Regions from separate parts of the Mus musculus genome. Here region 1 is linked to region 2. Evidence: chromatin loops called from intact Hi-C (ENCODE). Cell type or tissue: heart. All regions are shown on one strand. Region 1 overlaps Dtnbp1 (dystrobrevin binding protein 1). Region 2 overlaps Jarid2 (jumonji, AT rich interactive domain 2).

Region 1 (4,000 bases), 110 kb before region 2:
ACTGTTGTTTCAATGCTAGTAGTGAGAAGACTTTTAATTCCCCAAATGCTGCATTCCCTTAAGCTTGGTGAGGAGTTTCAAGTATTAAAAACAGTAGAGAAAGGATGGTTTGGTTTTTATTTTTTATTTTATTTTTTTTTTAGAGCTAGAGTTTGTTAATAGGGCTGGACAAAGGTCCTTTATACATGCTAGAAAAGCAGTCTCCTTCTGAACTCTGCCCATCCCTTTGTAATTATGCTTTAGGACAGTCTCACCAAATTAGCTAGGCTTGCCTCGAAATGCATGCTCCTTCTGTCTCAGTAGCTGGGATGGTAGGTGTATGCTGTCATATCCAGCAAGAAAAGAATTTCATTTAATTTTTTAAAGAGACTGTCTTACTATGCTGAGTAGACCAGGCTGGCCATGAATACACAGAGGTCTATCTGCCTCTACCTCCTCAGTGATGGGATGAAAGGCACTTGGCAGCATACCTGTTAGTTTTATTATTGTTTGTGTGAGGCTGTGTGTGTGGAGACCAGAGCACAGCTCTGTGGAGTCTGGTCACTCTTTCCACCTTTACATGGGCCCCAGGGATCAAACTCAGGTATTTAGGTTAATTTTATTTTCATGAAACAATATTTTGGTAGCATGAATGTATATATATCATGTGTATGCAGTGCCCATAGAGGTCAGAAGAGGGTGTTGGCTCCTCTGGAACTGAAGTTACAAGGTAGTGAGCTGCCGTGTAGCTAACAAACCAGATGCTCTGTTACAGCAGCAAGTGGGCTGAATTGCTGAGCAATCTCTTCAGCCCCTAGTTTTAAAAGTAGGCTTTTATTCCATGTATAAATCCTAAAAATTACTCTTAAGATTTTAAGTCTAAAAATGTATCACTGCAAAGGAACAAAGATTTACAGTTAGCAATTCCTCTCTGATTGTATAATACTTGACTTAGCATGGTTTTATATATTACGTTTGCCTTGTTTGTCAAGGAACCACCAGACCCTTTTCTCTGGAAGCTACACCAGCTGGACCTGTCCTTGTTGAATACTTAGAGGAGACATTAGCCACTCTCTCGGATACCGATCTCCATAAATACAACAGCTAGCTTAGCTAGGGAGAGTGTCTGCTCACACAGCCACCTCTGCAGTGTACTGCTCTCTGTGCTCAAATTAAATACTGGATAAAAATGGAACCTCACAGTTAAAGGCAATTATAATAAATGAGGATTGCAACTCTTTGGGAAACTTAATAGAGTTAGCCTTTAAAATTTGCCATAAATCATATAGTCAGAAATTAGAAAGAATTCAGAGGAAGGGTTCTGTACATGAACTATACCATCTATATTTCTGTTCTTTTTTTTTTAATCTAGTGCAGTGTGGGTAATTTATATAAGAAATTTCAGTCAGAAGATAATGCTTACTGAGTATGGAATTAAAACTGTGGGTGGGGCTGGTGAGATGGCTCAGTGGCTGAGAGCCCAGGGGAGCCATTTTCATTCAAACCAACATATCACCTGACTGGAGACTTGAGAGATATTAGGATTCTCACTTGCTGGGTGACTGTGAAATGTACCTTGTGCTTACAGTGACATAGCAACATTTAGTGTGCTTCAAATCAAACTAATAGTAGTACATGTTGAGCTTGCGTAACAGCTGCTTCAGTCCAGGAGCTGCTCCAACATGTGAGGCAAAGCTATTTTAGCTGCTGTTTGGGAATACTAAGTGATAAAGACTCAAGTTGGATGACAGAACCACCTTTTACCCTCATGGATCTGACACACTGCTAGAGCTTACAGGATAGAAAGGCAAACGTAGTTTGAGTATTACCTACAAGAGGGGGAATAGACACTTAACACGGGGTAATCAACTGGAGCTCTCGCTCAGACTGACCGGTACGTCCCTGCAGGGAAGGAGGACAGGAAGGACAGTGGGAAGGGTGAGAACACTGCAGGAATGTACGGACATTTATTTCAAGAACTGAAGCTAAAGTTTGGATTTCTTGTTCACTGAAAGAACTACAAGTAATTTGTCATCACCGAAGCATCTGATGCGTGGGAAGAAGTGAGGGACAGTTGGACACAGGGGGAGCAAGTGGTACATGACGGCCTTCCTGTCAGGCATACGCAGGGCTTTGTGGTTAGACCAGTGATCTCCACAGAGGGAACAGGGAGGGAGGCCCACGTATGTTCACACGCATGCATGCATGTGTGTGTGTGTGTGTGTGTGTGTGTGTGTCCGCACGTGCATGTGTGCTTGAGTAACCAGAGGACAGCCTGTGAACTCTTTCCTTCCCACCTCGTGAGTACTGAACTGGAGTCCTCAGGCTTATTGGCTGGCATCTTCACTTGGTTAGCTTTGTTCCTCACTTCTAGAACTTGTCTCATTTTTCTTTCTTTCTGCGATCTTTTTAGATGTTAATTTTGTACGCTGTTTGTTCTTGAGGCAGTTTTTCATGTAATTCAGGCTGGCCTCATCACTGTAGATGACTGAGCTTCTGAACCTCCTGCCTGACTCTGAGTGCTGGGATTGGAGGTGCTCCCCACTGCGTCACATCTGTGTGACGCTGGGCATCAAATGCGTTCCAAGGCAAGAACTCTACAAACTGAGCTACCATCTCAATACAGTACCTGTATTTGTAATAACATTATATATAGAGGTTGAGTTATATATGTACATTATCAAATTTGAAAGGCTTATGTTAAAGATTGTTGTTCCTTGTGGGAGTGCATGCTCAAGGGAGCGTGGAGGTTCATCTGAACCCAAGGAGTTCCAGTTAGAACTCACAGGGTAGATCTGCTTTATAATTTCTGGGATCTCTTAGGAGGGTAGGGTGGAGAAGAGCAGATCCAAGATCTGGGAGCTTAGGGTGAGCTGCACGTGCTGGCATGTGCCTGTGAGCTCAGCTCCTTCCTTCAGATGCTCCAGCCCATGAGTCCACTAGTCTGGCAGCAAAGCAAGAACCAGTCTCAAATTAACAAAACAACAAAAGTAAGGCTAAAGGAAAAAAGGAGAATGGGAGAGAGAGTGTTAGGTTAAAGGAAGTTGTTTTGTTTGTTTGTTTGTTTTGTTTTGTTTTTTTAGTGTATTTGCCTAAAAGGGGAAAAGAGAATGTAGAAAGGTTGATTGAAGAAGAACAGCAGAGAACGTTTATGGGCTATGCAGTTCTAAAGCAGGGCTCGGCTGCCAGTTACTGTAACTGTCAGAAGTGTGACATTTGAGGGCTTGCTGTACATTCCAAGCCACTGGGTAGTGCTACTGAATTCCAGGGAGCCTTTATTAAAGCTACATTTAAATGTGATGGGGGAAATTTAAAGATGCCTATGTATTATAAAGCAAACCTATCCTTTATTTTAATTTGTCCACCTTCAGACATTAATGTTTCTTGTGCTGTTTAGATGCTTCTCTTGCATCTTTGCACCTAGATGACAAGTTCAGAAGGACTTAGTATATTTCCAGCCCAGCCCACCCCTATTTTCAGCATCATTTGGTATGGTCCCAGATCAGTGCGTGCATCTTTGTATGCCAGAGCCCCTGAGAGCTTGCATTTTGCTTTATAGAGGCAGGAGATTCCCATGTCTGTCTGCTTAAGCCATCAGAATCATCGGGAAACCAAAAGGCTCAACACATTTTCTTTGGAGGAAAACCAAGCCAGCTTCTGGCTGCAGCCTCGCTTCCTTTGTTCTCCATCTCAGAAGATGCACGTGAGGGGAGCTGCCTGGTAACTGGGGTTCCTCTGGACCAGCGTGCTTCTGCCCGTTTGCTCAGTTCTTAATCATGTCATCTCCAGGACTCCAGGAAAACAGTCAGAGGACCCCCTGTAGGTGGGACTTTATGTCATGTTTTTCCTTAGCTGCTTTCATTTAGAACTCTTACATTTGCATGGTATACAGATGAAATAGTATTACAAAGCTGAAATTAAATTTAACCTGATTTGAACCTATAAATACTATAGTGAGAGCTTTATTTACTATGTATTATCAGTAAGTAATTACCGCTAAATTAATTCTGAGAACAAATAA
Region 2 (4,000 bases):
CAATATTGAGAGTCCAAACACGAATAGCAAATAAGTTACCAAGGCCTACTGCTACCCAGATGAACAGTCTTTCGAATATTGAAATAAAATGAAAAGCTATACAAGACTATAGGAATGTGGCTATAATGTGCCCCACAACCGGACCAGTGGTACACCTGACTTTATGCACACTAATGAAAATATGAAATGATGTACAAAAATTAAAAACAAAGCAACACCGAGTATAAAGCATTCTGGTATAGCCAGAATCACATAGGGATGGGGCTTCTACTCACATGCCTCAGTTTCCTCCATCTTTTAAGGGAAGAATAACATGAAAAGAATGAAATGAGGGAAATGAAACCAAACATTCTATTTATAAAAGCAACTAGATGTAGGGTAAGAATGAAGTGACTTAACTTTCATGAAGCATCTATTTCTAAACGATGGCAAATAAACAAATACACTGGCATATTAACATTAACACAGAAATCTGCTATTGCTGAATGCCTGGTCAATCCCCAGAGAAATGTCTAAATTCATACAAGATTTAAACTGCAGATTTGGTCAAAATGGTCAACAGAGCTTAATGTGCTAAGAACGACATTAATTCTCTCTTGTAAATTTCCATGGTATCTTAGGAGCCACCATTACCCTTAGGGAAGATATAAAAATCTAAAATAATGTTAAATCAAAACACTTTAAATACTGTGTGTGTGTGTGTGTGTGTGTGTCCCTTGCCATCCATAATGGATATATAATCGGGACCCCTAGCAGGAAAACCCACAAAGGCCTATTTCTCCAACAAAAGCCAAATCAGACTGAAATGAATCACAAGCTATTTGTTTTTTCTTTTATTTATAGGAACAGACCTTCTATCCCAGGTTCCTCAAGATAAGCCACCAAAAACTGCACCTGACAGACCCGTGGAGCAGCCATCCTCAGAGCCGGATCATTGCAGAGACAGAGGAAGAAGGACAGAGGAAGGGAGGGAGGAAGGGAGAGCGCAGTGAGGCAGGCTCCGGAGCACTTGTCAACAATCCTCCCCTGTACGTAATAAGCAAGCGGCAGTGCAGATTCCGCGCGGCAATAGGACAGCCGAACACCAGCGGGGGCCAAGGGGGAGGGGAGACAGTCGGGAGAGAAGATTATTTATGTGCCTGGAAGAGAATTGAACACTGAAAAGGAGGGGGCATCTGGCTGACTTTCCCCCTCCCCGCTTTTTACCATTTTGATGAATTAAAATGAGAAAAGGCAAAAGAAACTAGCTTTCCATCCTGCTATTTCCATGACCTGCAATGCAGACAAATCAAAATTACAGAATTTCTGGCATGAGGTGGGGGAGGGGACGTTGGCGAGGGGCATTCACAATTTAATTGTACGGACTTTTGTGTCCAAGGAATGGCCTGTTGTACAGTGCACTAACCGCCCCTCGCTTCTGCACACACCCATTTCCAACAACAGTAGGAAACAGGGCAATGTTTCAATAGTATCCCTTTTTAATATCATAATCTGTGTCATTCAGCACTTGGCTTTTATTTATTTTTGTTTGTTTTTTTGGCTGGGAACCCTGGGCAGCTCTCCAGACAGACTGCAGAAATCTCTCTTCACATGCTCCTCCTCCACCTCCTCCCTCCCCCTTCCTGCAATTCCAGCCACCACGGGAGCTTCATTACTTATGAAGTGACCGAATGGGCAGGCATGGGCCACTGCCAGCACAGGACACCCCTCCCCCAGCCCTGCCTAGGCCCCTCCCCAGGCACATAAATTGATCTAATCTAATCAAGCTGAAGCTGTTTTCCCTCATTGTTTCTTGATCTTTCACAAAACAGGCTCTGTAGCCTGGCAGCTGCTGAGAGGGGTGAAAAAGGCAGGCATCCAACTGGCCTCCAGTAGCTGGAGGGAGGGAGTGTGTGTGTGTGTGTGTGTGTGTGTCTGTCTGTCTGTCTGTCTGTCTGTCTGTCTTTTTTTATTTTCAACGTCATTTATTTCCTTTGAAGCTTTTGAGCTTCATCTGACAATGCTGATGTGCAGAATACACGCTTTACACTACCCACATGCTTCTCTTTATGTCCTTCCAAGAAAGGTAAAGATGGTGTCTAAAAGCAGGAGCGGAGCACTGAATTGAAGTTCACACTCAAGGACTGGAACACCCCAGCCTAAGAAGTTGACTCTGTTTTTCTTACCTTTCTGGGCTCTTAAAATATAGTCATAATTTAATTGCAAATGGTAAAGGCAGATACTAGCTTTCCCTGGGGTATGATGCCTGACAGTTACCATGGTCATTTCTTAGATCACCTAAGAAATTTCCTGCATTTCAGCACTTCCTGAAGAGGGAAGTGACAATCTCCTCTGAAGCCTGTAATACCCACATATGGAATGGTGCGAATCTATTGTATAAATGATAAAGCTGTGGCTTAGAATAGTCTGGTTTCCAACCACACTCCAAGTTACCATGTCTCTTTAGACAGGGGGGCCATTCAAGAATCTCCCCACCCCTGTTTCCCTCTTTGCAGGGCTCCTCTAGGCTCTTCAATACTGAAAGCACCCACTGCAGAAAACTGGAAAGAAGATGGGCAAGATACTTTGGTGATGACCAGTTCTGGGGAAAGTGCAATAGAGGAAACCTATCACACATACAGTTGGAGAGAAATGAAGTTTCAGAATCTAGTTTCCCTTAATACTCCCCAAGATCTAAGATGGCCTTAGCTCACCATCTTGTCCAAACTGGAACTGAACTGACAATTCTCCTGTCACACATCCTGAGTAGTGGAAGACTAGATACAAGAACATTCCTGGCTATAAAGTTTTACAAATATGAGTCTTCCATGAGCTTTGGTATCTGTAAGGAATCTCCCAACAGTGTCAAAGGATGCCTACACCCTAATGATCCTTTTGACCAATTTCTTGTAATGATCCTGTCACCTAGGTGTGATTTATTAAAACAAGATCCAAAAAGGTGGAAAAAAGGATACACTGGGCTAATATTTGACTTTTATTAATATATAATATAAGATATTAATATATAATAACCAAATATACTAAAACCATTGTTATTATTAAAATCAGGTACACGGACAATTGCATGTAATTATTTGTTTAGATTTTTATTTTACTAAGCTTTAGTGCACTGGCTCTCTACCAAGCAGGATTATGTATACACAAGCCTACCAAATGGCCTTGATAATTCTTAAAATGCCAAAGAGGGGAGGGAGGCCTGCACATACTGGGTAATACATGCAGTTGTGCTGATAACCAATGTGGCATCGGGGCCATCCCATACAATAACATAATAATACCAATAATTGTAGTAACTCAAAAGAGTGATCCACATTGAGTGACAAATTTCATACAGCTAACTTGTTTGTTCGTGCTAATAAAATACCACTAGAATCAACTAAACTAAAAAGCATTCATAGTGGGGAAATGAGTCAGAAGAGATAATACTCAATGTCTAACCTTAACTATAACCCTCTGTTTCCCTTTCCCATTGGATCAAATGGTGGTCATTAATGAGGTAGTACCCTTAAGTGGGCATCACAACAATGTAGTCTAGAGTACAGAACAGAAGGCCAGATTAAAAAATGCCAGGGCTCTTTGCAAAATGGGATAATTTGAAAATTAAAGATGCCTCTATGCAGTTGTAGAGTATTAGAGAGAGAATCTAGTCTGGTGAGGTATTTCTCTAAGGATAGTACAAGCAGAACAAGACTGCATGTTCCAGTCCCAGTGTCCTTACTGGCTGAGTAGGCTTAGAGCAAGTCACAGGAACACGGCCTACTAAGCAGAACAAGATAGAAAGGGTCTATAATCTTATGTTGTATTATTAATTAGCTTCCAAAAATCAAGTGTCCCAAAGCTTTTTAAACATTGCCTGCTCTGAACAACATCGAAAAGACCAAGAGACCAAAACTGTAATTGAAAGAACAAAACAGGTAGGTAATGGTGACACAGCGTTGGTCCCAGCATTCGGGAGGAAGAGGCAGGTAAACACGTGTTAGGGGTTAAAGCAAAGCCTACA

What was found. A loop is a pair of places that touch in the nucleus more often than their neighbours do. Peaks named below come from ENCODE experiments on the same cell type or tissue, not always from the same donor. Only the 100,000 strongest peaks of a DNase experiment are listed, where the experiment ranks them.
Region 1: it touches region 2 in a loop (1.9-fold over the local background); 1 of 42 quality-filtered maps calls a loop at or near these places.

The regions. Positions count from the first base shown.
Region 1 is chr13:44,946,667-44,950,666 of GRCm38, reverse strand. All of the region lies in intron 7 of Dtnbp1 (dystrobrevin binding protein 1), which reads left to right. Among named protein-coding and RNA genes, the nearest start is that of Dtnbp1, 53 kb to the left of the region's middle. In heart, no CTCF peak of the experiment used is centred here; a DNase peak (open chromatin) is centred at 1,656.
Region 2 is chr13:44,837,732-44,841,731 of GRCm38, reverse strand. All of the region lies in intron 2 of Jarid2 (jumonji, AT rich interactive domain 2), which reads right to left. Among named protein-coding and RNA genes, the nearest start is that of Jarid2, 110 kb to the right of the region's middle. In heart, no CTCF peak of the experiment used is centred here; DNase peaks (open chromatin) are centred at 1,021 and 1,621; H3K4me3 peaks cover 1,261 bases; H3K27ac peaks cover 1,235 bases.